7 separate regions of the Mus musculus genome follow, and regions 1, 2, 3, 4, 6 and 7 are each linked to region 5. Evidence: chromatin loops called from intact Hi-C (ENCODE). Cell type or tissue: left cerebral cortex. All regions are shown on one strand. Region 1 holds the start of Gltpd2 (glycolipid transfer protein domain containing 2). Region 2 overlaps Gm12315 (a long non-coding RNA gene). Region 3 holds the start of Camta2 (calmodulin binding transcription activator 2). Region 4 holds the start of Arrb2 (arrestin, beta 2). Region 5 holds the start of Gm12320 (predicted gene 12320). Region 6 holds the start of Inca1 (inhibitor of CDK, cyclin A1 interacting protein 1). Region 7 has its middle 4.2 kb from the start of Pelp1.

What was found. Hi-C counts contacts between places; a loop is a spot of excess contacts. Peaks named below come from ENCODE experiments on the same cell type or tissue, not always from the same donor. Only the 100,000 strongest peaks of a DNase experiment are listed, where the experiment ranks them.
Region 1: a loop joins it to region 5, with 5 times the contacts of the local background. A loop is called at or near these places in 30 of 42 quality-filtered maps.
Region 2: a loop joins it to region 5, with 3 times the contacts of the local background. A loop is called at or near these places in 31 of 42 quality-filtered maps.
Region 3: a loop joins it to region 5, with 2.6 times the contacts of the local background. A loop is called at or near these places in 25 of 42 quality-filtered maps.
Region 4: it touches region 5 in a loop (2.4-fold over the local background); 14 of 42 quality-filtered maps call a loop at or near these places.
Region 6: it touches region 5 in a loop (5-fold over the local background); 5 of 42 quality-filtered maps call a loop at or near these places.
Region 7: a loop joins it to region 5, with 3 times the contacts of the local background. A loop is called at or near these places in 15 of 42 quality-filtered maps.

The regions. Positions count from the first base shown.
Region 1 is chr11:70,518,192-70,522,191 of GRCm38, reverse strand. Gltpd2 (glycolipid transfer protein domain containing 2) reads right to left here and starts at 2,983. Exons shown (of 3, transcript NM_146020.1): 1 at 2,714-2,983; 2 at 2,309-2,475; 3 at 1,456-2,221. The coding sequence starts at 2,974. The coding sequence ends at 1,684. In left cerebral cortex, a CTCF peak has its summit at 1,974 (motif pointing left); DNase peaks (open chromatin) are centred at 1,454 and 1,927; H3K4me3 peaks cover 458 bases; H3K27ac peaks cover 305 bases.
Region 2 is chr11:70,627,917-70,631,916 of GRCm38, reverse strand. The region is part of intron 1 of Gm12315 (a long non-coding RNA gene); the gene reads left to right. Among named protein-coding and RNA genes, the nearest start is that of Gm12315, 6.3 kb to the left of the region's middle. In left cerebral cortex, a CTCF peak has its summit at 2,147 (motif pointing left); no DNase peak of the experiment used is centred here.
Region 3 is chr11:70,685,442-70,689,441 of GRCm38, reverse strand. Camta2 (calmodulin binding transcription activator 2) reads left to right here and starts at 1,337. Exons shown (of 23, transcript NM_001190376.1): 1 at 1,337-1,556; 2 at 3,001-3,095; 3 at 3,276-3,379. The coding sequence starts at 3,065. It overlaps Inca1 (inhibitor of CDK, cyclin A1 interacting protein 1), which reads left to right. Exons shown (of 7, transcript NM_001252484.1): 6 at 298-457; 7 at 693-1,081. The coding sequence ends at 836. In left cerebral cortex, a CTCF peak has its summit at 1,618; DNase peaks (open chromatin) are centred at 863, 1,430, 2,136 and 2,735; H3K4me3 peaks cover 2,527 bases; H3K27ac peaks cover 2,864 bases.
Region 4 is chr11:70,430,033-70,434,032 of GRCm38, reverse strand. Arrb2 (arrestin, beta 2) reads right to left here and starts at 1,453. Exons shown (of 15, transcript NM_145429.5): 1 at 1,280-1,453. The coding sequence starts at 1,302. In left cerebral cortex, a CTCF peak has its summit at 1,916 (motif pointing left); DNase peaks (open chromatin) are centred at 656, 1,001, 1,601, 2,252 and 2 more places; H3K4me3 peaks cover 2,183 bases; H3K27ac peaks cover 1,873 bases.
Region 5 is chr11:70,753,783-70,757,782 of GRCm38, reverse strand. Gm12320 (predicted gene 12320) reads left to right here and starts at 2,617. Exons shown (of 3, transcript NR_167739.1): 1 at 2,617-2,829. In left cerebral cortex, CTCF peaks have their summits at 1,942 (motif pointing right) and 2,646 (motif pointing left); DNase peaks (open chromatin) are centred at 1,954 and 2,835.
Region 6 is chr11:70,697,929-70,701,928 of GRCm38, reverse strand. Inca1 (inhibitor of CDK, cyclin A1 interacting protein 1) reads left to right here and starts at 1,774. Exons shown (of 7, transcript NM_001252484.1): 1 at 1,774-1,871. It overlaps Kif1c (kinesin family member 1C), which reads right to left and starts at 1,381. Exons shown (of 23, transcript NM_153103.2): 1 at 1,220-1,381. In left cerebral cortex, a CTCF peak has its summit at 3,656 (motif pointing right); DNase peaks (open chromatin) are centred at 502, 1,093 and 1,708; H3K4me3 peaks cover 2,175 bases; H3K27ac peaks cover 2,159 bases.
Region 7 is chr11:70,412,234-70,416,233 of GRCm38, reverse strand. No RefSeq gene overlaps it. Among named protein-coding and RNA genes, the nearest start is that of Pelp1, 4.2 kb to the right of the region's middle. In left cerebral cortex, a CTCF peak has its summit at 2,078 (motif pointing left); a DNase peak (open chromatin) is centred at 2,075.

The DNA.
Region 1 (4,000 bases), 240 kb after region 5:
TCCAAGTTGCTACGTAGCCCGCCCAGGTTGGCTTTGAACTCCTGATCCTCCTCCCTCTACCTTCCTTTTGCTGGTAGGTTGCTATGCATACCCTGCTTTTTGTTTGTTTTGTTTTCCAGACAAGGACTCACTACATAACTCTGACTGGCCTGGGACTCACAGAGATCTGACTGCTTCTGCCTTCGAGTGCTGGGATTAAAGGCATGAGCCACCACATCAGGTGCCCACACTGCTTTTATATAGGTGATAAGGGATCCTAACCCTGTTTTTCACCTCAAGTACTTTACTGGCTAAGCCATTTCTCTAGCCCCCAATACTGACATTTTAAAGAATCACCTTTTGCTGGTCAGTTGTAGCACATGCCTTTAATCTCAGCACTCAGGAGGCAGAGGCAGGCAGATCTCTGTGAGTTCAAGACCAACCTGGTCTGCAAAGCAAGTTCCAGGATACCAGGGCTACGCAAGGAAAACAAACAAACAAACAAACAAACAAAAAACCTGGTCTCAAAAACAAAAACAAAGAACTGAGCAAACAAACAAAAGAATGACCTTTTATAGTTTAGTGACCGTACAACTGTAAGAAAGGCAAAGATAGTCCAGATGATACATAAAGCTGATTTAGACAAAGAAACTTGGGAAATGTGGGGAGTAGTCAGATTTTCATAGATTCAATGTTGGTATGGGGAAAGTCACGTTAACAAGATTTTGGATCTAAGAACCTGGAAAAATTGAATTCCTGCCTGGCAGTGATGGCACAGGCCTTTAATCCCAGCACTTGGGAGGCAGAGGCAGGCAGATCTCTGAGTTCTCGGCCAGCCTGGTCTACAGAGTGAGTTCCAGGGCTACACAGAAAAACCCTGTCTCGAAAAAAACAAAAACAAACAAACAAACAAACAAAAGAATTCCTTACTGAGCTAACGTGACTATGAAAGTACTATTTTAGAAGAAAGCATTAGAAACAGTCTGAAGCTGATAGGTGTGCTATGCCTAGTTGACATCCAAATGGAAATGCCAAATATCCAGCTGGATGGATAGAAATATATAGTTCAGAAAAAAAGTAGATTTGAGGTACGTTTGGGAGTTAGTCTAAGTTAGTCTAGGAAATGCTTTATGTCTTTCACATTCACTAGTACGGAAGTGACCAAGGAGACCTTTGTGGAGTGCCTGTTTGGTGAGAGGCATGGTGCACGGGCTTTAGGTTGGAGACAGAACACAGAAATAAATGTACTTTTGGTGGAGGGAAGTAGCACTCAGGCGGGACATGCTGCGTTGGCTGTGTGGAGGGCAGATCTGGACTGAGACTTGGTAAGCGCTGGCAACTGAAGCCATGGAGCAGCTGAAATGAGCTCAGGGGAATATGAGTCCTTCAGATGCAAAGAGCAGGGATAACAGGTCTTCCCACACCCTCCCCCAGCCCTTAAGCTAGCTCTCCAGTTATCATACATAACGCCGGATGTCGACAGCTACTAAAGCATTCTTTATTCTTCATTGCTTCTTCCAGCTTCCAGAGGCTGAAGATGAGAGGATCTCACACATCACTGAGACTGCCCTGCTGGGGGTGGGCCTTAACTGTGGTGACTTCACTAAAGAGGACCGCTAGCTACTCTCAGGCCGCCGGTAACCCTGAGTATGTACATCCCTTCCCAGAAATGCCTTTCTGGTCGGTCTCTTGATGCCGCGGCCATCAAGCCAGCTGGAGCAGGCCGTGGCCGGCCAGCAGGCCCTGGGTACGATTGTACACATCCTCCAGGACGCCGGCGGCCCGGGCCAGAGCAACCCGCGCGTCCGCCTCTCCTGTTCCGGGACACGCCAGCTGGAGCAGGCGACCGCGACTCGGGAGGGCCAAGATCGCCAGGCGAGCGGCCTGACGGATAAGCCATGGATGGTGCGGGGCCAGGGCGGTGCTGTAGGCTTCCCCGCACTGCGTGCCCGCATCTGGACCTCCAAGCGTCCCTGTCGCCACCCTGTGGAGGCAGAGCTGGGACCAGCGCAGCGCGCGATGCAACAAAAGTAGCGTTCGAGAGCCCGAGGACCCGGCTGAATGCCCAGGTTCGGTTCCCGGGCGCTGTAGCAATCCTGCTCCCCGCTCCCATGTGATCATAGTCATCAGCGATGTGTAGTGTGAAGCATTGGGGCCGTGCACACGAGCCTCGAGGTCGGTCACCTTGTTGAAGGCCTCGCTGGTGGCAAAGGCGAAGACAGTGCCAAGGGGAGTTAGGAACCTGTTTGGTGGTGGAAGTGGGGAGATGACTTGCGAAACCACAGAATCATTTGGAGGAAGATGGGCTTGGGGAAGGGAGACCACTCACCTAAGTAGTTCTCTCCATCCTGCCAGATACTGAGACAACGCCACATCCCCTTCAGGGCTCATACAGGCCAGGAAGGGGCTCACCATGCGACCCAGCGCCCCATGAGGCCCTAGACAGGGAAGCTCTTCCTTCTCTGGGACCACTAGGGGTCTGGCCGCTGGGCCAGTCTGGGAGATAGATATAAGAGATACATGAAAAGTTCCTAGCCTGCTAGGCCTACTTAGCCACTGTTGGGCCCTGAAGAATGTCCCTCAGGTTTAGCTGGGGTTCCTCCTGGTTATTCTTGACATCTGAAGGGGGGAGGGAACAGAGAGGGAGGAGCCTCCTTTCATTCGATTCTCAGTCTGGTTCCCCTGTTTCTTTGTTGCAGAGTCCCCAGACTCTGGCCTTAAAACTCAAACATACCTGGGAAGGTAGCGGTCTCTCTGGATTGCAGGACTGCACCCCTGCCGGGAAACTAAGCAGGGAGCCGAGGACTGGAGAAGGAGAAGGGAGTTTGAGTCCCCGCAGGCCGGACTGCTGGGTTCTCTGAGCTGGTAAGGGGAAGGGCCACTCATAGAAGAACCATATACTGATGTAAAGAAGTAACAGCGTTAAGATAGCGAAGGGAATTGCATGGCGGAACCAGCGTCCCAGGGCTGGGGACAGTGAGACCCCCATGACCATCGCTGGTGCACCTCACCTAGCTAGTTGGTGGCCTTTCCCTTCCCGTGGTGTCCAGAGGTGCAGAGAGTTAATAATTAATCTATTAAGGACCCCTCCCTTGTGTCCTTTGCCCTAGAGGTCAGATCCTAGGGTGAGAGACATAATGACGATTTGGGGGACATAATATGTGACCTGTCTCTGCATTGCCTTTACCTGTGGGGCTAGCTTGTCGTAAGAGGCAGCGTCTTGTGGGTTCTCCTTAAATCTGGACACGAATCCACTGTAAGCTGCAGATAATGGGCCTTTGTAAATCTCATGTGAGGATCAATTGATAACGCATGTGAAAGCATTCCAAGTGGAAAGCTGACCACAGTTGCCCAATACGTCTTACTTGTTAAGGCTCGAGGATGGGGCTTTAGGCTCTCTCTCTCTCTTTTTTTTTTTTTTACATTCTTGCCGAGAGGTCTGGAAACCTTGGGAATAAAAATTTCAATTCCCCAGGAAGCTTACTGGGCTTCTCTGAAGGAGCCACTGACAAAGAACCTTTAGCCAATGATGGCCTGAGTTAGGGAGGATAAGGCTGTAGCTGAGTCTGCTTGTGAGACTCCTGGCTGAAGAAGATAACAAAGCCAGAACTGAGCTGGCTTCCAAAAATCTTCAGGGTCTCACCAATTATAATAGAACTAACCTAGCACCTAATGAAAATGGTACTAATGTTACTGCTTTGACCCTTACCAATCATATTAGAGGTTACCTAGTCCTTCTGGGAAATTCCCCTAGACCTGCCTAAAAGGATGTCTTGCAAGCCCCTCAAGTCATTGCCATTTTGTTGTGACCCCTGCATGCTGGTAATTTCTGCAGAATAGACGCTCTTTGCCTTTGCACACTATTTGAGTCTGGGGCCTTCCATCAGTGATTCTTGGACATTATAATTTAATTTTTTGAGCTTCACTTTAGCGTTTCATTCATTAAATCAGTCATTACTTTCCTATGGCAGGCCCTACACTAGACCCCCAGAATACAAAAGTATTTTCATAGCTGGGCACA
Region 2 (4,000 bases), 130 kb after region 5:
CGTAAGTGTGCCCATGTGTATGTGCAGACAGAGCACTCATACACATAAAATAAGTAATCCAAAAAAGGTTTTTAAAAAAGGTTTTTACTTGGACTCGAAAGATGGCTCAGCAGTCAAGAGCACTAACTGCTCTTCCAGAGGCCCTGAGTTCAATTTCTAGCAACCACATGGTGGCTCACAGCCATCTGTAATAGGAACCCATACCCCTCTTCTGGTGTGTCTGAAGACAGCTACAGTGTACTCACATACATTTAAAAAATATTCTTTTTTTTTAAAGATTCATTTATTTATTATATGTAAGTACACTGTAGCTGTCTTCAGACAATCCAGAAGAGGGAGTCAGATCTTGTTATGGATGGTTGTGAGCCACCATGTGGTTGCTGGGATTTGAACTCTGAACCTTCGGAAGAGCAGTCGGGGGCTCTTACCCACTGAGCCATCTCACCAGCCCAAGAAAAAAAAAATCTTAGTTTGGAGAAAAATTCAGTCACGAGCCAGGCATAGTTACCCTGGCCTGTAATCCCACCACTGTGGAGACTGAGGCAGGAAGAGCTTTAGGCTAACCTGGGCTACATGATGTCTTGGACTGGAGTTCCTTGGGCTTAGCCCATTTGGGGTTGTCATAGTTTCATCTTTGATGCTGTAATCCTCTCCCTTTCCTGCTCTCTCTTTTTTCTCTCTCCTTCCTTTCCTTTCTCTTTCTCCTTTCTTCCTTCCCTTTCTTAGAATTTCACTATGTAGCCCAGATAGCTTACAACTCTCAATCTTTCTGCCTCTGTTGCTGTAAGGAAACATCTCTGTTGGCTCTGACCAAAAGCCACCTAGGAGGGGAAAAGATTTATTTGGCTTATACTTCCAGGTCACAGTTCATCACTGAGACGAGTCATCAGAAGCTGAAACAAGAACTTGAAGGAGAAACCATGAGGGACTTTGCTGTTGGTTTGGTTCTCCGGCTCCCCTGTAGGCTCAGGCATAGCTAGCTAGCTTTTATTGTTTTTCCTTTTATTTATGCATATATGTGTGAACCTATATTAATCACATGTTCAGGAGCCCCCTGAGGCCAAAAGAAGGCCCTAGGTCCCCTGGATCTGGAGTTACAGGTGACCTTCCTGCCTCAGCCTCTAGAGTGCTGGATTTTCCAGAAACACCAGCAGGCATGGTTATAAATGGTTGGTCTCCTTCAGCAGCCGAGAGCAGTCGGGGCTTTTGTTTTAAGTGTATGTGCCCGGGTGTTGTTTCTCCTCTTCCTCTTCTTTCCCACCACACTCCCCAGCTGTCTGGGGCAGAAAGATCACTGAAACCAGGAGTTGGGAACTAACCTGAGCAAAGCATCAAAACACTATCTAAAAGAGACAGAGGAGCAGGGGGAGGAGGAAGAGAGGAGGACAGCAGGGGAAGTGGGGTGGAAGGGACCGATTCTGAGTCCCCGGAGCAGTCTATGTGTGAGTGCAGTGGCTCCAGCAGGGCTTGCATGGCCGGCCGAGTCACTGATTCAGCTCAGGCTTGAGATCTAGCTGAGGTTTCTCTGGACTCTAAACAGGAGCAACAGGAGCAGCCTCTCAGCAGAGCGTTCTCTGCTTCTCTTGGCTTTAGCTCTGGGGCAAGTCCAGGAGGAGAACTGTACTTTGCTCATCTGGGCCGGATTAGTTACTGTATAAAGTCCTACAGCCCTTGCCCGGGCTCTAGGACACCTTGCCTTTTCTGGTTGATGTTGTTGTTGTTTTTGTTTCCTGTTTTTTTTTTTGTTTGTTTGTTTGTTTGTTTTGAAGCAGGGTCAAACTCAAGATCCTCCTGCCTCATTTCTGAGTTTGAGGCCAGCCTGGTCTACAGAGTGAGTTCCAGGACATCCAGGGCTACACAGAAAAACCCTGTCTCGAAAAATGAAAACAAAAACAAAAAAATCAACAACAACAACAAAAAAACCAACAAAAAACGATCCTCCTGCCTCAGTCTCAAGTGCTAGCATTATTACATTTGCAGCTTTAGATCTGACTTTTTGTGTTTCTTCTAGCGTCATTTTATTACAGTGCACTTTGGAGTGGGGTGCAGATTACAATTCGGGAACTGGGATTGAATTTAGAGACTTGTTTTGAAGGTTTATTTATTTTTGTTTTATATATGTTTGCCTGCATGTATGCACGTCTGGTGCCCTCTGGGGGTCAGAAGAGGACATAAACAAAGCTGTATACTAACCATACCAGTGGATTTGGGTTGATGGGGAAAGTTCACAAGGCCCTGCTCCTAGATGAAAAGCTCCAGTCCCTGGCTGCTGGGGAGGGAGAATGGCTTTTCTCCCCGGATGAGGCCTCTGTTTGGTTTCTAAGCCGAGTGGTCAGCCTTAAATATTTGCACACAGGAGCAGCCCTCAATGCACAAGAGAACTTGTTCTTGCAGAGGACCTGAGTTTGACTCTTACCACCTACATGGTGGCTTACAACTGTCTGTAACTCCATTTACAAGGGGTCCAGTGCCCTCTTCTGACCCTTCTGAGCACAGGGCATGTACATGATGTGCATACATACATAACATGAAATTTTAAAACTTCTTTCTCTATGGGGTAGGGGATGGCTCTGGTTAAGAGCACCGACCGCTCTTGCAGAGGATATATGTTCAATTCCCAGCATCCACATGGTGGTTCACAATCACCTGTAACTCCAGTTCTGACTTTCATGGGCACATGGCACACTGACATACATACAGGCAAAACATTCATACACATAAAATAAATCTTTAAAAAAAATCCTCGCTGGTGAGAGGGCTCAGTGGATAAGAGCCCTGACTACTCTTCAGGAGGTCCTAAGGTCAAATCCCAGGAAGCACATGGTGGCTCACAACCATCCCTAATGACATATGACACCCTCTTCTGGTGTCTAAAGACAGCTACAATGTACTTACATATAATAAATAAATTCTTTAAAAAAAAAAAAGGGGGGCTGGTGAGATGGCTCAGTGGGTAAGAGCACCCGACTGTTCTTCCGAATGTCCAGAGTTCAAATCCCAGCAACCACATGGTGGCTCACAGCCATCTGTAACAAGATCTGACGCCCTCTTCTGGAGTGTCTGAAGACAGCTACAGTGTACTTACATATAATAAATAAATAAATCTTTAAAAAAAATCCTCAAATCCCACCCCACCTCGCCCCCCACTCCCACTCCCCTCTGACTGAGGACCAGGCTGTAACTCTCAGCTACTGTTCCAACACCATGTCTGCTGCTAGGATAATGGACTAAACATCTGGAATTAGCAATGCTTCTGAGAAGACCAGACATCATCCTTGGACTTGCTGCCCAAGGATTTCACAGAGTCAAGATTTCCCAATAAGATTTACATGCAGCTAATTAAAGATAAGAAAGCAGAGTCACAGTGTTCAGCTGCCGGGAGAAGCCAGAGGAATCCAGTTCTGGGGTCATCTGGTGGTCTAAGAGCCCTGTAGCCATCATTGTGGGTTTCCAAGTTGTGTGGGCCTCCTGTTATCACAAAGGCCTCTAAAGATCCTCATTAAATCTAGGCCTACTTCACCATTAAAAAAAAGCAGACATGTTTTAATGTCTTCTTTGTTTTTATTTTATTTTTTTTAAGATTTACTTATTTATTATATGTAAGTACACTGTGGCTGTCTTCAGACGCACCAGAAGAGGGCGTCAGATCTCATTATGGATGGTTGTGAGCCACCATTTGGTAGCTGGGATTTGAACTCAGGACCTTTGGAAGAGCAGTCAGTGCTCTTACCCGCTGAGCCATCTCACCAGCCCAAAGCTTTTCTTCAAATTTCACAGCTTTTTTTTTTTTTTTTTTTTTTTTTTGCTTTTTCGAGACAGGGTTTCTCTGTATAGCCTTGGCTGTCCTGGACACCAGGCTGGCCTCGAACTCAGAAATCCGCCTGCCTCTGCCTTCCAAGTGCTGGGATTAAAGGCATGTGCTATCACTGCCCGTGTTTTTATTTTTATTTTTAAAGATTTATTTATTTATTTTATGTAAGTACACTGTAGCTGTCTTCAG
Region 3 (4,000 bases), 68 kb after region 5:
ACTCTCAAACATGATTTCTATAGTATGGAAAGAAGCAATTGAGGGATGGAAGTCATATAAGCTGGAAGGCGTGACATGGCCCATGATTACAAGAAAGCACATCGTTAATTGGGGGTCACTGTTTGGCCCCTGGATCAAAAATTCTTGTCTGTGAAGAACAAAAAGTTGGGGTGAATTGAAGGTCAGTGGTAGCACCTGTGATTCTCAGCAAGAAGTGCTTCAGGCCAGGGGTGAGGGATGAAGAGACTGGAAGACTGACCTCCAGGCACTAGTCTCCTCCATCTAATGTCTCCACAGACTGAAGAGGGCCCAGTGGGGCAGCTCTGATGCTACACCTGAACTTCCAGCACTTGAAGAGGGCTTTGAACTCCTAAGCACTACAAAATACTTTGACGTGGAAGAAGAGAGGGCAACCTATCCACAGAAAGAGACTTATTCTGTCACTCCCAGAGATCAGGTAAAACTGGAGAGGAACACAGTAAGGTTAGGGAGGAAGTCAATTCATAATCAAATGGGGATGTGGCAGAAGCCAAGAGCCAGGTAGGATAGCTGGTTTAAGGACGAAAAGTGGTCAAGAAACTGAGCTTTTGAGGGTATGTGCCTGAATTTGGCAATTAAGAAATCTGGAGAGAGTCCTGTTTTTCCATTCTTGCTTTTCTTATCCCCTTGCTCTCAATTGCTCTCACCTACAGCTGCTTTGGACTCCCTGGACTCCTGTAGGCCAGCAGGGGACTTATGCCTCTGGGCAGCTAAGCTCTTTGACCTACAGCACTGCTACAGCCAGAAAGAACCCCGTTTACGATCCCCAGGCGATGGAGTTGGAGTCTGAGGAGTAGTGGGAAATCATCCAGGCCCAAGCTACGGGACCCAAGATCAATTCAAACATCAGGACTCCCTAGTGCTGGCTTCAGAGCGGATGTTTTCTATCTCTGTTGTCTCCATCCCATAGCGTAGGCATTCACAGCCCACTTGAGTTCCTATCTAACTGCCCAGTACACTCGCAGCCGGGTTTTTCTCTAGGCCAGAACCTGGTCTTGTGTTCTCTCTGTTCTGTTATTAAAGAGCACCAAATAGTCTTGTTTCTGTGCGAGGTAGTGATGGAAGGGGAATGAAAAGGCGGACTCCGTTGATTTTTTTGAGGATTCAGGACAATGAAGTTAGGCTAGGTCCCTAAATTTGCCGAGTCTCGCCCGAGGCCAGAAGAATTCTGCATTCTCAAGCACTCTCCTTTGCCTCCAGGGCTCTGGCCCTGGACCTCTGCCCACGCCCCATCCTCCTGCGCCCACAAGTCACGTCAATCGGCCGAGCTTCCGCCTCCGGATCCCGGTTCTCCTCAGCGCTATTGCCTCTTTAGGGACGGTCCAGCAGCGCGTCTCGTAGACTGGCCCAGAGTCCCAAGTGTGCTGACCCCAGGTTCCCTTCCCGACCCCCGTTCCCTTAATTGGGAGGCCCCGCCCCGTGCGCACTGACGTCGAACGCCGCTGTCAGCCGGCGCTAGGGGGGGTCGGTTTGGGGTAGAATGGCCGCTGCCGCCGTCACCCGCGGGACCCCGGGAGGTAAGAGCCAGGGCCTCTAGCCCGCCTCTCCGCCCCCGCGCCAGGGGGCGCAGCTCCACGCGGCCCGGGTGTGGAGCGCGGCGCTGGGGACCACCGTCCCTCCACCCCGTTTGCCCCCACCTCACCGCTTCCGTCCTCTTTCCCCGCGCCAGGGGGCGCCGCTAGGCGCAGGGCCCCTTCACGGATCAGAGAGTGCGGGGAGAGTCCCCAGACCCCCTCCCCGGTCTCCCGCACTGCCCCTTGCTGCCAGGTGTTCATGAACTCTGCTCAGCTGCTTCTCCAGAACATCCGGGTTTGCGGGCGGGACCCCCTCCCACCTCCGGGGTTCTCCCAGGACCCCTGCCCCCTTTGGGGAGAGCATCCCACCCCCGGCGACAGTCTTAGACCACCGCTCTCAGGCCCGCAGTCTCATCCGGCTCCAGCTCTGCACCCTGGCAAACTGCCTAGCCAGAGCTGCGCACCTGCACCCTGGGGTGGACTTTTTATCCCAACCCTAGCCTCTCTGCACACCTCCGATCCGATCCTGAATGGGCTTCCACCCCCTCTCCATCCCCGGACACCTGGCAGAACCCGCGCAGAGAGCCTCCTCCAGCTCCCATCTGTTCCTCAAGAGGGCGGAGGCTCAGGCTGGAGCCAGAGCAGTAGAGGGGATATGGTAGGCTGGGAGCCAGAGAAGAAGCAGAGGTTGGGGAAATAGGAGTGTTAGGGTGAAGTAGAATTCTAGCTGCAAAGAGGAAGCCGGCATGTCCCACCCGGAAGCTTACTCCAACATGTCTATTCCAAATTCTCCCAGCCCCTGACCAACCTGAGAGAGAGCACATGAGGTCAGTTATCAGCTCTACCCTTCCTCTTAGAAAAAGTCAGAGAGAGAAGGAAATTGGGGTGTGTCTTCAAAGGCCCAGCTTGTTACCGGACTTGGACTTAGATCTGCTTTCCTTCAGCATCCAGGTTTTCTTGCCAAGCCATCCTCCTCCTAGGACCAGAGCCCCAGCTCTCACAACTTGCCTACCCTTCCCTCTAGCCTTGCTCTCCCTTCCTAAACGTACCCTGAGTTCTTTTTTCTGTTTGATTTTTCCGTGGAGAAATAGATCTACTAACTGACCTCACCTACTCTCTCTCAGGTCGGTCAGGGCCTGTGAGAATCTAGGTTAGACATGCAGGATCCAGCTTCCTGCCCTAGGGAATGCTCCAGCACTGTGAGCATCCCCCACTCATCCCTTTCTTCTGAGCACCCTGTTCTGTCTTGTCTCCCCACTCATGTTGGTTCCTGGTACTATGTTCTTTCATCTCTGTTCTCTGGTTCTGCTGTCACATTCTAGTTCCACATTTTCTTCATCTTTCCCAGATGTCAGCACTGAGTTCTAAACCCCTTTTATCACACCAAGCTCCTCATCTTGGGTTAATGTGGGGGCTTCTTCCATGACCTTATTCTCTCCTTTTCCAGCACAGACTCCCCCTCCCCCCGGCCCCTCAGGCCGGGGGTGACCTGGCCCCCTGGAACCTTCACCATGAATACCAAGGACACCACTGAGGTTGCTGGTAAGTTCACAAAATGGGTTCTCAGTTTGGACACAGCCTTTTTTTGCTACTCTCTGGCCCTCTGAGTCTTTGCTCCCCTTGTCTCTTGTCCTGGTTACAGTTTCCCCAGGGTTCTGGATTATATTTGGCTCTCTTCCTCTGTTTTGCCTCTAACAAGGCTCTTCCTCCGGTCCCCTCTAGAGAATAGCCACCACCTGAAGATCTTCCTCCCCAAGAAATTGCTGGAGTGTCTTCCTCGATGCCCACTGTTGCCTCCAGAGCGGCTCCGATGGAATACAAATGAGGTTTTCTAGGGAGCTTGGGGGATTGGGACCCAGCAAACCCTGGTGGAATGGAGGAGGTGGAGTGCTATGTCTGTGGACACTGGTTGCTGAGCACTAGTCTAGGCCTTTCGGAGATTATAGAATCACAAAGTCTTGGACCTTATGGGAGTCCATTTCTCTTCGGTATAATCCATCCATACAAAACAACAGCGTAATATTTCTTCATATTGAGTACCATGCTGTGTATCTGACCTGTATTAGCTCATGTCACTCTAGATGTTAATGAAGAGAAAGTGATTAGTTTTGTTTCTATGTGTTAAATGCTTGGTTTTGGATAGGGTATCATGTAGTCCAGGCTAGTCACACACTTGCTACATAGCCAAGGATGACCTTAAATATCCAGTCCTCCTGCCTCTACCGCTTGAGTGCTTGGATTCTAAATGTGTGCCACAAAACGTAGTTAATGAAGTGCTGGGGCATGAAGCCAAGGCCTTGTGCATGCTAGGCAAGCCCTCTGCTGACTGGGCTACTCCCTTGCCCTGGCTTTGAACTCTCAACCCTCCCGCTTCCATGTCCCTGCTCAGGTACATATGATGGTGAAGACCAGAGAGGTCTATGTCAGATATCTTCCTCAGTCATTCT
Region 4 (4,000 bases), 320 kb after region 5:
CTCTACATCTTCCCCAGCCACCTCTTGCCTGGTTAGGGAGCGGGCAGTGGGCACATACTGAGGCTGGCCAAGGAGGCAGAGTAAGGGAATGACCAGGGAGGTACCCAGCTTGGGGGGGGGGGTGCAGCTAAAGCAGATGCCTCTTAGCACTTCCTGCCATTCTCTCCATTTCCTGTGGCCCAGAATTTGATGAGATGGTAGGGAATTATGCCAAGTCAGCAGTCTTTCTCTGGACCATCTACCCCCTCCCTGAAGTACACAACGGAAATTTGGGGGCCTCCCCCCAAGTAAGTGACTTCCCCTTTCTCTGGGGTGTTTAACCTCAAATCCAGGAGGTCAGTCTTCCCTGTGGACATCTCTCTCAGATATTGGTCTTCTTAATGCTGAGATGCCTACTTTCTCATACTCTAAGGGCAGTGGGAGTGGTGGGGTTGATCCCATGTTTTGCAGAAGTCACTGCTCATAATCAGGCCCTTATTCTTGGTCCTCTCCGGCTTGAGGCACATAGCCCCTACCTATTCTTTAGCTCTTGCTCCTTTGGAACTCAAGCATTCACCCCATGTCCTCTTGGGGGTGTTGGGTCACAACAGGAAGTGGATTTTGCTATAGACCAAAAAAGAGAACTCTGGTATCAGTGGAAGGAAGGAGCTTCGATTGCACAGAGAACATCCGGGGAGAGGATGTGTGTCCAGGGGAGATACTACCTCTCCCCTCCACCCCCAGGAGAGGAATACAGTCCAATTTCAGCGAGGGTCCCTACACACTCTTCTCTCTCAAGAAGAAGCTGTTGCTCCTAGCAACCTAGAAGGCAGAAGTTTGGTAGCAGAGCTATCGGGCCCTTGGGACAGGTGGGAGCAATCAGACTGTGGGGTATTGGGCAGGAGGCTTTCCATTGGTTGGGCACGAGTCTAGGGGAATCCCTTCCCAGCATCCAGTCTCCCAGCACACAACCCCTCGGGGCCGGCCACCTGCTCCTCCTTCCTCCGCCCTTGCATCACAGCCTGCACAGAGAACCCAGTAGTCCGACTCCTACATCTCTGCGAGAACCCAGGCGTGGGTTTCCCGATCCCCATCAGGTCTTGCTTTTTGCAGGAGCCCTAGCACGCACGCTCCACTCCAATATCTCAAGGACCAAGGCTTGCGGCCCCGGACCGCTACCCTCTAGGGACCCAGGCGTCCGGCCCCGGGGTTTCTTCCCCGGTGTCCTTGTCTGTGGATCAACCTGGCACACCCCACGAGCAGCCGCCCATGCCCCGCGGCACGGCCCCACCTCCCTTACCTGGTCCCGGGTTTTTCTCCCATGGTGCGCGCGCGCTCGCCGCCCTCCGCCCGCCGGGTTCGCGGCTCGCTCGCAGCCTCCTCGCCTGCTGCCAGGTCCCCGCTCCTCCCCGCGCCACTGCGCACGCGCGTCCTCACTCTTTCTCCTCCTTCCCCTCCCCTCGCGGTCTGGGTCTCGGGGAGCCGGGGCCAGCTGCGTCAGCCGGATCCCGCGCGCCGCGGCGCAGCCCGCCCTCCTCGAGCTGGCTCCGCCCCACGCCTCCGCCCTCCGTTTCCCTCGGGGAAGCCTCCCCGCGCCGTCCCTACTCCCGATCTCCCCGCCCCTCCTCAAGCTTTTAGAACTAGATTGGGCCCCTTTAAAAGCAGGCGGCCGCCTTCGAGGAGATTAGAAGCAGCTGATTGGCCGTTGGTATCCGTAGCCCTGCAGGGATACCTCCCCTTTGTTTGCTTTCACTGTAGTGGAGGAGGGACGGGATCGAGGGGGCGGTGGGAATGAGCTCAAGTGCTGTCTAGTTCTGAGGGCCAAGGGCTGCCCACGTGGATGCACCGTATCAGTTGCGTGATGATGCTTGCTTTGGGACGCGCTGCTCATCCCTGAGCTTGCAGCCTCGTTTGGCCTGCCTTTCCCGCGTTCTTGTGGTCTTCAGCTCCCCCTGGTGTATCGTCTTTGATTTTTTTTTTTTTTTTTTTTTTTTTTTTTTTTTTTGTGCAGGGTCAAACATTAAAACATTTTTCAGACCTTGTCATCTCGACTGTCTATCCTAGCTATCATTCACCCACTCCATCCATCTCTTATTTTCTTCATCCTTCCCTCCCTCTCCATTTCGTGTTAGTCATTGTGCCAAGCCATCGGGACCAAACATGAATTATCATGGCCTAACTTTCCTGGGATCTTTGAGACATAGGAACAGGTATTATATTATGCTCCCAGGAATGCTATAATAGAGGTATGACTCAGAACATCAAGCAACTAAAAGCCCAAAAGCCTTTGCTTGGCCAGCGTGGGGGAGGAGGGAGTGCAGTCACTCACTCCATTGGATGGGAAATTTGAGGACAGACATTCTGAAGGATGGGCAGAAGTGGGGAAAGGACATTCTTTATAGACGAGTGCTTGTGGGTTAGATGGCAGGAGGCAGAGAGCTGCAGACTGTGGAAGGAAGAGACTGCGGAAGGCTTTGTATAGCAGGTGAAAGAAAGAGCCTGAGGATCTGTAGTGTTTATCTAATTTAATGTAATGTAATTTTCTGCTAAGGCCTCACGCATGCTTGGTAAGGACTCACCACTAAGCTCTGTCTTTAATCGCAGCCCAGCAATGATTTGATTGGATTTTGTTTTTCACCAGAGGAATGTCGAGATGGGATTTCTCTTTTCCGGTAACACAGAGCATAGCAAGACCGCTAGAAGATAAGCTAGTCAAGGGAAAACGATGAACAGGGAGTGGAGGGGGAACAGAGGGGCCATATTAGAGGTTCGTTGCTGGGGCAACATTGACTGGGTTTGGCAGAGGGTGAAAAGGGTGACTGACAGAGACAGGTTTTTCTCCTCTTCGGTCTCTTCCTTCTACTCTTACCCATTTCCCCTCAGTGGAATACCTTCATGCCTCTCTCTCCACTTTTCTCCATTTGAAAAACAATGTACACGAGAAAAAAAAATCTCAGATCATCTTTAATTTTTAAACATAGACCTTGTTTAACACCTGCTTACCCCTCCCCCGTTCTATTGTCACATTTTAAGTCTGCTCTTTCATTGTTACAATGTGTTACACTTTATGTGTCTGAGTGCTAGCCTGCATGTAAGCATGGTCATCACCATTTGTGTGCACAGTGCCTATGGAGGTATCAGATCCCCTGGAACTAGAGTTACAGGCAGTTATAAACCTCCACGTGGGTGCTAGAAAGTGAACCCAGATCCTCTGTGAGAACAAAAAGTGCTCTTAACCACTGAGCCATCTCTTCAGCCCCAATATGATTCTTTGAGACAAGGTCTCACTCTATAGCCCTGGGTGGCCTGGAACTCACAGGGGTCCCCCTGCCTCTGCCTCCTGAAGCAACACAGTCAGCTTAAATGTACTCGAGTTCTTAACAGTAAGCTTTTTGACTCATGAATTTATTCAGATTTGACCCTTGCTAAAGATCATGTTCAGAGGTAAGGCAGTCTATAGCTAAAGTGGAATTTGGGGGCAAGGGTCGTAGTTTAGTTGTCAGGGTGCTCGCCTAGCAATCATAAAACCCTTGTGGGAAGCTAGAGAGATGGCTCAGTGATTAAGAGCACTGAATACTCTTCCAGAGGAGCCGGATTCAATTCCTAGTACCCACAGCTCACAGCTGTCTGTAACTCCAACATCTGACACCCTCACCCAGACACACACGCAGGGGAAACACCAGTGCACATAAAATTAAAAATAAAAACAAAAACCTCATATTGGATCTCTGGCAAAACTGGGTGTGGTGGTGAGTGGGGGATCAAAAAGCCAAGGTCATACTCAGCCACATATCAAGTTTGAATTAGTTTGGGCTAATTGAGACTTTGTCTCAAACACACACACACACCAACAAAATATAATCAACAACAATATCAATAAAATAATGAGCTTTTGTCTACAGCAAGGAGAAAGACAATGGTCAGTACAGCATGAAATCTGTATAGCTTAGTGGGTAAATGCACTTAATGTCAACTCTAATGACCTGCTTGCGTTCAATCCCCAGGATTTACACGGTGGAAG
Region 5 (4,000 bases):
AATATCAGCTGCTTTGCTCCCTGTTTCCCCTCTCACCTGTGAAACATCTGGAACAGAGAGCTTCAAGCCCAGGCTGCCTACCTTGGGTTTTTGAGATTAGATCTATGCAGCCTGGGCCGGCCTAGAGCTCCTGGTCCTGCTGCGGCAGCTGACAGGGCAGGGATTACAGCTATGGGCCACCACACCTGGCTCCTCATGTTTTAAAATCACATTTCTCAAATTAGTTGACAGATGTTTCAGATTTAGTGCTATTGCAGTTTCAATTACATATGGGCCACATCACCTGTCTTAGTTCGATTCGGTGGCCTCTTGAGCTTAAATGGCATTGTGTTGGGATGCTAAAAGGAATGATCTTAAGGTTTGAGTGACCTTGTGACTCTCTGGTTGTTTGTCACTTCTCCCACAGGTACATAGCCACAGATAGGGGATGCTCTATCTAACAGAAGGGCCCTGGCTCAGACAGCTTTCCCTGTTAGCTGCTCTCATGCTCTTATCACCTGTACACACTTCTTGCCCCTGTCCATCCGATGTCTCCATACTCTTGAGTCTCCCCTGTCAGCTAGGCTGACCTCAGAATAGCTTCCACTCCCAACGTTACATGATGCTGACACAAAATGCATCTTGCTTTAACTGACGTGACCATCTCCTAAGGACAGATAGCACCAAGAGAACAGGCAGCTTTCCTTGAGCACCCTCTGTGTAACTTGTCACCCAGATCCCTCCTGGGTCATTGGCAGGGTCGGATCTTAATGTGTTGGATGTAGCACTCCTGTCTGACTCTTGCACACTAAGGCAGCACTCAGCAGGTGAATCTTTGGTACTCAACCCCCACCTCCAGCTGTGAAGATGCAAAGAATGTGGTGGCGCACGCCTTTAATTCCAGCACTCCGGAGGCAGAGGCAGGCGGATTTCTGAGTTCGAGGCCAGCCTGGTCTACAAAGTGAGTTCCAGGACAGCCAGGCTACACAGAGAAACCCTGTATCCAAAAACCAAAAAAAAAAAAAAAAAAAGCACCCAAAGGGCAATTCCTTCTCCAGGGTTAACTGTCACACCAGGGAGACCAGAGGGACCAGTTCTGAGCCACACCCAGAAAACTCATGTCTTTCCTGAGCTTTGATAACCAGGCTGTCCGGCTTGGGAGGTGGTTTGAAGAAATGTTCCTTGTCATCCAGGTGCACTGTGCTTGTGGCTTACAGGTAGGGCCAGGATCACTCCAACTGCAGGGAGTTGGGTCCACCTAGGAAGTGGTTCTTCTTTATTCCAAACACAGTCATATTGGGAACTAGGCCTTCATCATACAGACCTGACAGAGGGGTGACCAGTTCAGTTCACAACACCATGCCTCATCTAACTCAATAAAATTCTAATTTAATTTAATCGAGACAGGAGCAGATAGTGGGAGTACTTTTTTCCACTAGTACTTATTTTTAAATTTTTATTTTTATCTTATATGTATGAGAGTTTTGCCTGCGTGTATGTTTGTATGTGCATCATGTGTGTGCAGTGCCCAGAGTCCAGAAGCAGATATCGGATCCCCTCGAGCTGAAGTTACAGTTTTGAGCTACCTTGTGGATTCAGAGAAATGATCTTGTCTTGGAAAGACGTGGTGGTGGTGGGGGGGTGTCTAGGGGAGGAGGGAGAGAGTTACGGTTTTTTCTCCTGAAAAGTAATAAGAATGAGAGAGAATAGAATGCTACATGTCAGACAGCACCTGCCAAGCTAGGCTGTGTATCCTAGCAGTTACCACTGAGGTTTGCCAGAAGGAGACAGATCTCCTGGAGGTGGAGGGCAAGGGTTTGAAGAAATGTGTAGCGGCGATAAGGATGTTGTGTGGAAAAGACGATCCGGTATGGAATTCAGGAAACATGCCTGAAAGAGAAAGACACCGGCACACATTGAGGTGTTTTCTCCTGTGCTTCAACAATGAGACAGTTCCCTGGCTGGGCGCAAGGGGGCACCAAGAGACTGTGAACAAAAGTCACTCTGTGTGGCTGGAGAAGTGGATTAAAAAGGAACAGTCTTAGGGCATTTGTCAATCTGATGCAGCTGCTGTTTTGTACAGATGAAATGTTTCCAGTCAAGGGTTTAACATATCAATTGTGTATAAAATCCAGTGTATAAGCCGGGCACATAGATATTTTTAGAGTATGATTCTCATAGTATCCACAATGAGACAGTGGTACCACACTTCAAGTGATGGTGTCACATACATCTTCCAACAGTCGTGACCCCAGACCAAAAAGGACAGAGCATGAGACCAGCCTTGCTGGTCCCAACTCTGTTGGAATTCACCTCCACTCCCAACCTGGCCAGGGGGAGCCAGGGAGGACACATAGCTGCCCCCTGAATATGAATTTGAACTGAGCAACAGAGTTGAACCCTCCTCCATTAACTGGAAAAGTAGTAATTTGCAAGCTGGCATTAATGGAGTTAAAAGTTGTCTTAAGAAGACTCTCCCTGTGGATAGATGGTAGCTTCATCATAGCTGCTGCCCATTGTTAGAGCTCAGAATGTGGCGGGTATTTGCATCAATTAAAATGACACAATGGACAGAGAAGTTATGAGACTGGGAAGGTGGCAGGTTGCAGGTTCTGCCACCTGCTGGGCTTGCACTGGAGATGGAGCAGAGGTAACAAACTGAACCACATGGCGGAGCTTGTCACCTTCACGGAATTTCTACAAAAGTCACCAATTTCCCCAGCAGATTGGCGTTTGCTTTGTGTATAGAGATGCCTTCCGATGGCACCTGGCTCCGTGCTCCTGGTGGGGACATAACGTTGAGTCTACAGAATCATGTGAGGAGTTTTGGACTGCTCCCCTGGTTTTGTTGTAAGTAACCAAATGTTCTGTGGGCGTGTTTCCCACACTTTGCAAGTTTTTCATACAGATGTTTAATTCTTAAGTCGCTGTGCTTCTCCTGTTACTTATTCTGATTTTTAAGGATTGCTTTTTGTATTCGTAAAGGAGGGGAAAGTGCTTTTGAATTTAGCACAATCCCCAGGCTTTTGTGGGCCGTGTGATTTTTGGATCCTGAATAAGACAACCCTTCAGGGGATTTCCTGGAGAGCCAAGGGACAAAGACCTTCCTTTACTTCCTGCCAGAAGGTGGTTGTGAAACAGAGGCTCCACACTGGATCCAAAGACAAGGCTAGAACTCTAAGTGTGTCAGAGTAGCAAGCTAGCGGCATGTATGGGCTTCCTAGGAACCTGAACTGTCTACTGCAGCTTCTTAGATGAAAAAAACACAAACCTTTCAACTGTCACTTCGGTTTCTTCTGCTTGTTGCCAAACAATCAAACTGCTGCAGTGTTCTAAAAACTCCTGTTAAGTTTTTACACATTTATAGAGACAGGCATAGAAGCACAGGACGGTGATACCAGCACCTGGGAGGCAGAGCAGGAAGTTAAGTTTTTGAGGCCATCCTCCTCATCTATATACCGAGTTTGAGACCAGCCTGTGATTCATGAGATCTTGTCTCCAAAAATAGGCCCCCACCCAAAAAAAAGGAAAGGAAAAAAAAGATTTGTAGAAAAAAATGTAGATGAAAATAATTAAAGACTAAATAGGGAAGAGATCACCAAATATAAAAACAACTTTAAAATTTTCAATTTAGCATTATTTTATTTTTGAGGCCATGTAGCCTTGGCTGGTCTGGAACTCAGTAAATAGAGCAGACTGGCCTCAAACTTAGAGAGATGCCTTCCTCTGCCTCCTGGATGCTGGGATTAAAGGTATGTGCCATAAGGCCCCCCTTCTCCACCAAATGCAATGACAGCTTTCAACTTAAAATACAGGTTCAATCACAAACAGGAGAAGCAGGGCAAGGGCAACAAGATGGTGCCATAGGTTAAACCACTTGCCAGGCAAGCCCAGTGACCTGAGTTCAACCCCCAGGACCCAGAGTGGTTTCCAAAAGTTGACCTCTGGCCTCTATGCACAGACTTCTGTGGCACACATGTGCCTGCATACACATATCAAATACTCAATAAAAAAAGGAAAG
Region 6 (4,000 bases), 56 kb after region 5:
AAAAAACCCAGTCATAAAACTGGAATCTGTAATTCTTCTCCAGGGTCGGCAATTCTCACATAGAGCTGACAACCCCCACACGAGGCAGGGCCACTACTGATTGGCAAAGTCCAAGGGCTAGTGGAACAGCCTGTAACAAGGACTCACAGGGCCTGCTGGTGATCCCCAAACCCCTTGCCCAGCCCCCAGTACTTCCTCCTCAGGATCCAGGACAATGGGCAGGGGAGGGTGGGGTCATCCTGTATGCATAATATCAACACCCCCCCCAGGACTCCTCGCAGGGAGACCCAGAATACCTGTATCTTCAGGGGGGGGGCTACACCCAAGGAGGGGGGCTTCATGAAAGGAAAGCCAAGGGAAAAGGAAACAGGTTGGTCCTAACCCAACCTGGGGCTAGTGCTATGGCGTCCACTAGCCTGGGGAAAGTGCCAGGCTGCAGCCTAGGAATGTGGGTGATCCGGGTGCCCACACCCTAGGAGGAGAGTCTAAGCAGCCCACGCCCACGGATAGCAGGGTGAAGACTTCAAAAAGAAAAAGAAAAAAAGAAAGAGATCAACGATGCTGCACTCCCACCTGTAGCCCCCAAAGACCGCCAATTTCTGTCATGCTATTTGGGCCTCACCTCCCCAGCCTTCCTAGGCAGAGCAGGGGAGGAGTGAAGGGGCTGGTTTATCCCACCACAGGAAGGGAGTAGCCGAAATCACAGAGACTGGCTCAGGAAGACTAGTCCTGACCCCCAAAACCCTAACTAGGGGAGGGAAGGGCACCAGGGTGGACAGGCAATATGACTCGTCCGAAGCTAAGAAAACAAGGAATTGGGTGGCAAGAATAGGGTACAGCGGGGTAAAGATATAGGGAGTAGGTGCAGGGTCTGCAGGTCCTGCTTTAAAGGCGCACTGGGGAGGAGGCTAGGTGGGGCAGACCGACTCCAAAGGGGGTCTCGGGTCACCTGCACCTTGCCCACTGGCAGGTCTCCAACAAGCCCCCGCCTGTCCTCTCTGGGCGGCCATGAGTTCCTGGTCCTCCAGTCCAGCCAACCGACGGCTGCCCGGGGCCTGGCACCTCTCTGCGCCTCCGCGGGATAAATAGCACATGATCCGAGCTCTCGCGCCTAGCCCGCTTGGCCGGGTCGTGCAATCGGGACCTCGGAACTCCGGCTCCCCGCCCCACAGCGCATTCCTCCGCGGGCGTCCCCTCCCTGCCCCCCACCGGCTCTCACCTCGTCGCGGCAGGACTCCCCGGCGGAGAGCAAAGGGACAAACTTTCTGGGATGCCTAAGACCGGCGAGGGAGAGACCGGGGGCCAGTTCGGGGCTGCCCCCGCCCCTCGCCGGGTCCCCGGGCGGCGGGCGGCGGATCGCGCCCCGGGGGCGGCAGCAGAAGCGGCGCCAGCGGCCGGCGCCCGCCCGGGCAGCGCGAGCTGGGGCGGGAGCGAGGGGCGGGGGACGGACGGACGGGCGCGCGCGCGGACGGGCGAGCGGGCACGCGCTGTCCCGGGAAGGAGCCACCCGGGTCACTCTAGTTAAAGGGGCAGTGCACTCTGACAGTAGGGCTCGCCGGGCAGAGACAGGGAAACTGAGTTGCGGACACTAAGGGAAAGCAAATCACCAGAACGTGGGAAAACTAGCGCTCCTGAGGAGTCGGGAAAGGCGAGGTCGGACGCAGGAGGGGACTTAGGCCGGAGCCGCGCACGTCGTCGCCGTCAGAGGCGCGCCTAGGGGGCGGGGCTTAATGGCAGACCACGCCCAGGAGGCGGTCCCCCTCAGGCCCGGCCTTCAGGCGAGCCAGGCAAGTGGGGCGACCGGGCTCACTACGGAGCTGCTCCTTCCTGCCCGACCTGAGGTTCCAGAACTCGCTTCGCAGTTGCCTCAGGTGATGGGGCCAAATGCAGAGACGTCGCCGACATAGCCGCACGGACGCTCTCTTCTCAGATAGCCTTCTGGTTTGACTCCCGGACCGCCGCCTCAGCCCGTCAGCCCCAGTCAGCCCCAGTCAGCCCCTCAGGCTCAGGTGGCCTCTTAGGCCGCTGTTGCCTTCTCAGGGCCGGTGAAGGAGACCCCTGCCTGTCCAGCCTGGTTTGCCCATGTCCCTAAGCTCACCACCCCAGTTTTGCCTTCCTGCCTATTACCAAAGATTTGGCTATAGACCCCAGTCTTCCTGCCAGAGGTCGCCTTGGCCCCTTTAGACCTAGTTCTCCACCCCCCCACCCCCCACCCCCCCCCCCAGTAAGGCTACCCCAACACCAGGCTCCTCAGCCAGGGCGACACCTTTCAGATGCCCATCCACCCTCTTAGTTGTATCTTGCTGCCAAGGTCTTGACTATCCCCTGGTCAACTATCCATTCCGTCTGGCTGCCTTAAACCCCTTAGATCTAGGTCACCCACTCAGGCACAGCCATCCAAATTCCTCATTGCTCCTTTAGTTCTAGACCCCCTACGAATTCAGGATATCCATTTTTTAGATCTCACACTAAACAGCCCAACTCTCGACCATCTGCCACTTCAAGATACTCCTTTTGCTTTTAATCTTCCTCAACATTTCTCAGCTCAGTTTAGCTGCCCTTGATTTTGTTTTGTGATGGACTGGGTCTCTCTTTGTAACCCCTACCCCCAGGCTAGCCTTAAACACTCAACCCTGTGTTAGCTGCCTGAATGCTGGGGTCACAGGATTGCAAAACTATGCCTGGCTCACTCTTTGGATAACCTTTGCTTGTAACATTTTCTGATTTTGTCCTTTATGCCAGCCAACATGCACTCCTAACTTACCAGGCAGTTTATTGTTTAGGGTCCCAGGGCCTTGGGCATGTCGGCAAGCTCTCTGCCACTTAACTGCAGTCATATTGCTTCCCCAGCTTTTTTTTTTGTTGTTTCATTTTGGACAGAAATCTTGTTTTAAACCAGTCTGGAGTCAAAACTCAAAGATTAAGTCTCCTGAGCCTTTGGGATTACAAGTCTGTATATCACTCCTGGCTTTTACCTAGTATTTGTTCATTTATTTAATTTTATTTTTCTGGACTTCTCTAGAATTCTTTAAAAATAATTAAGTATTTTTGTGTTTCATGTGTGCATATGTGTAGAGATCAGATCCAGAGATTGAATTTAAGTCATCAGGATGGGGCAACAAGCAATTTTATCCATTTGTCCATCTAGTATATACTTTTTAAGATTTTATTTTTAAGCTGGGCAGTGGTGGCATATGCCTTTAATCTCAGCACTTGGGAGGTAGAGGCAGGCAGATCTCTGTGAGTTTGAGGACAGCCTGATCTCAGAGCCAGTTCCAGGTCAGACAGGGATACACAGAGAAATGCTGTCTCAAAAAGAGAAAAAAAAATAGTCTTAATTAATTACATATGTGCTCATATTTGTGCATGTGGGTGTATGCCGGTATGGGTGCCTGTGGAGGTCAGAAGAGGGTATCAAATCCTCTAGAGGGGAGTTAGGAGTTACACGTGTAAGCCATCTGACATGGATGCTGGGAACCTAACTCAGGTCTTCTCCAAGAGCAGCAAGCACTCTTAACCACTGAGCCATCTCTCCAGCTCTCATAGCTAACATTTTTAATATTAATACAATTATACACCCCTGTCTTTCTCCATATCTAGTATTTTTTTAAGATTTATTTATTACTATATGTAAGTACACTGTAGCTATCTTCAGACACACCAGAAGAGGGCGGCAGATCTCATTACAGGTGGTTGTGAGTCACCATTTGGTTGCTGGGATTTGAACTCAAGACCTTCAGAAGAACAGTCAGTGCTCTTAACCGCTGAGCCATCTCTCCAGCCCCCATATTTAGTATTCTTAACCAGCTAGCTTCCTACCCATCTTGGCTAGCTGTGAAGTCATCTTTGCTGGCTCTGTGCAACTGAGGTGTTTTTGTTGTTTTGTTTGGATGAAGCAAAGATGGAAGGTTTGGTTTTGTTTTTTTAAGATTTATTTATTTATTTTATGTATGTGAGTACACTGTCCTGTCACTGTCTTCAGACACATCAGAAGAGGGCA
Region 7 (4,000 bases), 340 kb after region 5:
TTTTTTGTTACTTATTTTTGCTTTGTTTTACTTTTTGTTTCTTGATACAGAGTTTCTCTGTGTAGCCCTGGCTGTCCTAGAACTCACTCTGTAGACCAAGGCTAGCCTGAAGCTCAGAGATCCATCTGCCTCTGCCTCTACCTCCTATGTACTGGGATTAAAGGCCAGAAGACTCACTTTCAGTCTGGATCCTTTGAGGTGGGAAAATACAACTTTAATCTAGATCTTTTGTTGTGGGAAGAACCAACTTTAATCTGGGCCCCACTTCCTGCTGGAAACCTACATAAAGGACGTGGAAGGAGACTGCCTTTGCTCTTTGCCTGCTAGCTCTCACTTTGCTAGCAAGTCTGTTCCTTCGCTGGCATTAGAGCCTGCTTCTTTGGGATTTGGGCAAATACTGAAGACCAGCTGCAACATCCATCCTGAACTGAACAACTGCTAGATTCTTGGACCTTCCACTGATAGACAGCCATTGTTGGACTAGTTGGACCACAGTCTATAAGTCATTCTAATAAACTCCCTTCATGAATACATGCATGCATATGTACATACGTACATACATACACGCTACATTTCTTAAGTTCTGTTCCTTGTGAATTTGTATTTAAACACTAGAGATTGTCAGTCAATTAGAAGGTAGGCTGGCCCCTCCTTCCCTCATCCTTCTCTCCCCCTCCCCTCCGTTTTTCTTTTCTCCATTTCCTGAGACACAGAGTCTCATTCTTTTCTCCTGGTTGGCTTTCAGTTGCTGGGCAAACGTGCCCCTCCCACCTCAGCCTTCCAAGTTGCAGGGACTATGGGCACTCACCGCCAGATGTAAGTATGTTTCTGATAGTAATATGAGTTACAGAAAATTCACATCGTTGGTGGAGAGACAGCTCTGTGGGCAGGAATACATACTGCTTTTGCAGAAGACCCCAGTTTCATTCTCAGTTCCTATGGATGGCTTACAACCACCTACAATGCCAGCCTCAGGGGGATCTACCCTCTATTCATGTGTACATACCCATAGACAGACAGACAGACAGACAGACAGAAGACAGACAGACACACATATACACAAGTTAAAAATAAAAAAATCAAATAATTAAAATAAAAAAGAATATTCACACGATACGTTGGAGGAAAAGTCTCTTTAGCAAATAGTGCTGGACAGCCATGAGGACCTGAGTTCTGATTGCACCATCTGAGCTGGGCCTGGTCTTTCACATGCGGTAACACTAGAGCTATGGACACAGGAGGATCACGGGCTGCCAGACTTGTGTGTGTTTGGTGGTGGAGGTGGGGCAGGCAGTTAATCCCAGGGTCACTGAGAAATCTTGCTGCAAAGGAATAAGACAGAATACTGGAGGAGGACACCTGCTCTGGCCTCCGTGAGCTCATGGATGGATATACACCTCTAAACACATGTGAACATGCACCTCACATAGCAACCAAACAAAAATAAGTCACACGATGATTTAATCAAATTACAATACCTCTGCACAGCCTGATGTAGTGCCACACATCTTTAATCCCAGCAGTTAAGAGGCAGGGACAGGCCGGGCATGGTTGCGCACGCCTTTAATCCCAGCACTCTGGAGGCAGAGGCAGGTGGATTTCTGAGTCTACAAAGTGAGTTCCAGGACAGCCAGGGCTATACAGAGAAACCCTGTCTTGAAAAAAAAAATCAAACAAACAAACAACAACAAAAAATCAAACCAAACCAAACCAAACCAAACAAAACAACCAAACCAAACCAAACAAACAAACAAAAAAGAGGCAGGGACAGGTGGATCTCTGTGACTTTGAGGCCAGCCTGGTCTATGTAGCAAGTTCCAGTCCAGACAGGGCTATGAAATAAGGGGTTTCAAAAAAAGAAAGAAGGAAAAGCTTTTACACAGAAAGGAAACCAACAGAGTGTGATATTCACCTGATACCCATTTGACAGGAGGTTACTAGCAGGAACACACATATAAGACCCCCAAGCTGAGGGCTGGAGAGATGTCTCAGTTGTTAAGAGCACACTGATTATTTCTGAACCCGGACTACAAACACCTGTATTTCTAGTTCCAAGGGATCTACTGCCCTCTTCTGGTCTCTATGGGTACTGCATGCATGTGGTGCACAGACAGGCAGGAAAACACATAAATATTTTTCCTGCCAAACATTAGGCATAGAGTGAGGCCAAACTGAAGAGCTTCATCAGGTCCTTCCCCTTGGAGCTCGGGAAAGCCCACGGCAGAGGGAAAGGAAGAATTGTATGAGTCAGAGGGGTCAAGGACACCAGGAGAACATGGCCCACAGAATCAACTAAGTAAGTTCATAGGGACTCACAGAGACTGAAGTGACATTCAAGCAGCGTCTATGGGGCTGCACTGGGTCCTCTGCATATACACTATGGTTGTTAGCTTGGTGTTCTTGTGGGACTCCTAACAGTGGGAGAGGGGGGGTGTCTCTGACTCGTTAGCCTCCCTTTTCCTCCTGCTGGGTTTCCTTGCCAGCCTTGATATGAGGGTTTATGTCCAGTCTTATGTAACCTGTTATGCTGTGTTCAGCAGACATTTCTGGGAGGCCTGTTCTTTTCTGAAGGGAAATTTCAAAGGAGGAGTGAATATGGGGGAGAGGGGAGATGTGGAGGCCTGGGAGAAATGGCGGGAGGGGAGGCTGCAGTAGGAATATCCTGTATGAGAGAAGAGGAGGAGGAAGAGGTGGAGGAGGAGGAGGAGGAGGAGGAGGAGAAGAAGAAGAAGAAGAAGAAGAAGAAGAAGAAGAAGAAGAAGAAGAAGAAGAAAGAAGCCCAAGCTGAACAGACAGTTTTCAACAGCCAATAAATACCAGAATAGATGTTCAACCTCTTCAGCCATTAGGGTAGCACAAACTGAAAGACAGGAGCGGTGTCCTGAATGCCTGTAATTTCATCAGTAAGGTGACAGAGGCAGAAGGATCAAGGTCATCCTCGGAGTGGGAAGCTCAAGGGTAGCTTGAACTGTGTGAGTCTCTCTCTCTCTCTCTGTCTCTCTCTCTCTGTCTCTCTGTCTCTCTCTCACACACACACACCACCACCACCACCACCACCACCACCACCACCACCACCACCACCACTAGAACTTTACAACAGTGAAAATGTACTTCATCCTAGTCCATATAGTTATTATCAAGAAAACTACCCGTGCCAGCATGCCGGTGAGGAAGAGGAGGAAGGAAGGATGCAAGTGTCCCCTTAGACACTGCCAAGGAGTGTTAACTTAGTCCAGCCGTTCCTGAAATCCACACAGTGGTGTTTCAGAAAGTAACAACACAACTATTACGTGACTCAGCTATGCTACTCCTGAGCACCTGAGCACACACTGCTGAAAGCGGCAGGTGGCAGAAGAGCTGCCAGGAACCCATGTGCACCGTGGCACTGCTCACAGTAGCTAAGTCACAGCATCTAGGCTCATCAAGGAAGTATATTCAGCTGTGACGAAGAACAAAAGCATGTCACGTGCAGGAGTCAGAACTGAAGATCATCATGAAACCAGGCAGATCCTGAACACAGGGTCATGTGGGCTTAAATGTGTAGAATTTAGGATTCTTTTTTCAAGTTGTGAAAGTCACTGTAATAATTGGGAAGAGAAAGGGGGACCAGTGTGTAGGGAAAGCAAAAGTCAAGAGAAGGTGATCGTTGTGAATATAACTGAAGTAAGTTATTTACAGACATGGAAATGTGCCCATGAGAGCCGGGTGTGGCGGTACAAGCCCATAGGCCCAGAACTTGGAAAGCTGAGGAAAGAGCACGCTGGTGAGAGAGTCTAAAGCAGGATTCATAGTGAGATGCTGTCTGAGGTGTTGGAGCAGGCGGAGAGCTGGGTGTGGTGGTGGTGGTGATGAATCTTTTAATACCAGTACCCAACAAGCAGAAGCAGGGAGATTGTGTTAATCCCAGTAAACGAGAACAAAGATCATTACCCAAATTCTTTTAGTTGAGTTAAGCAAGCTCATATTAGCCCCACAAACTGCAAGGATAGGAGATTTTTCC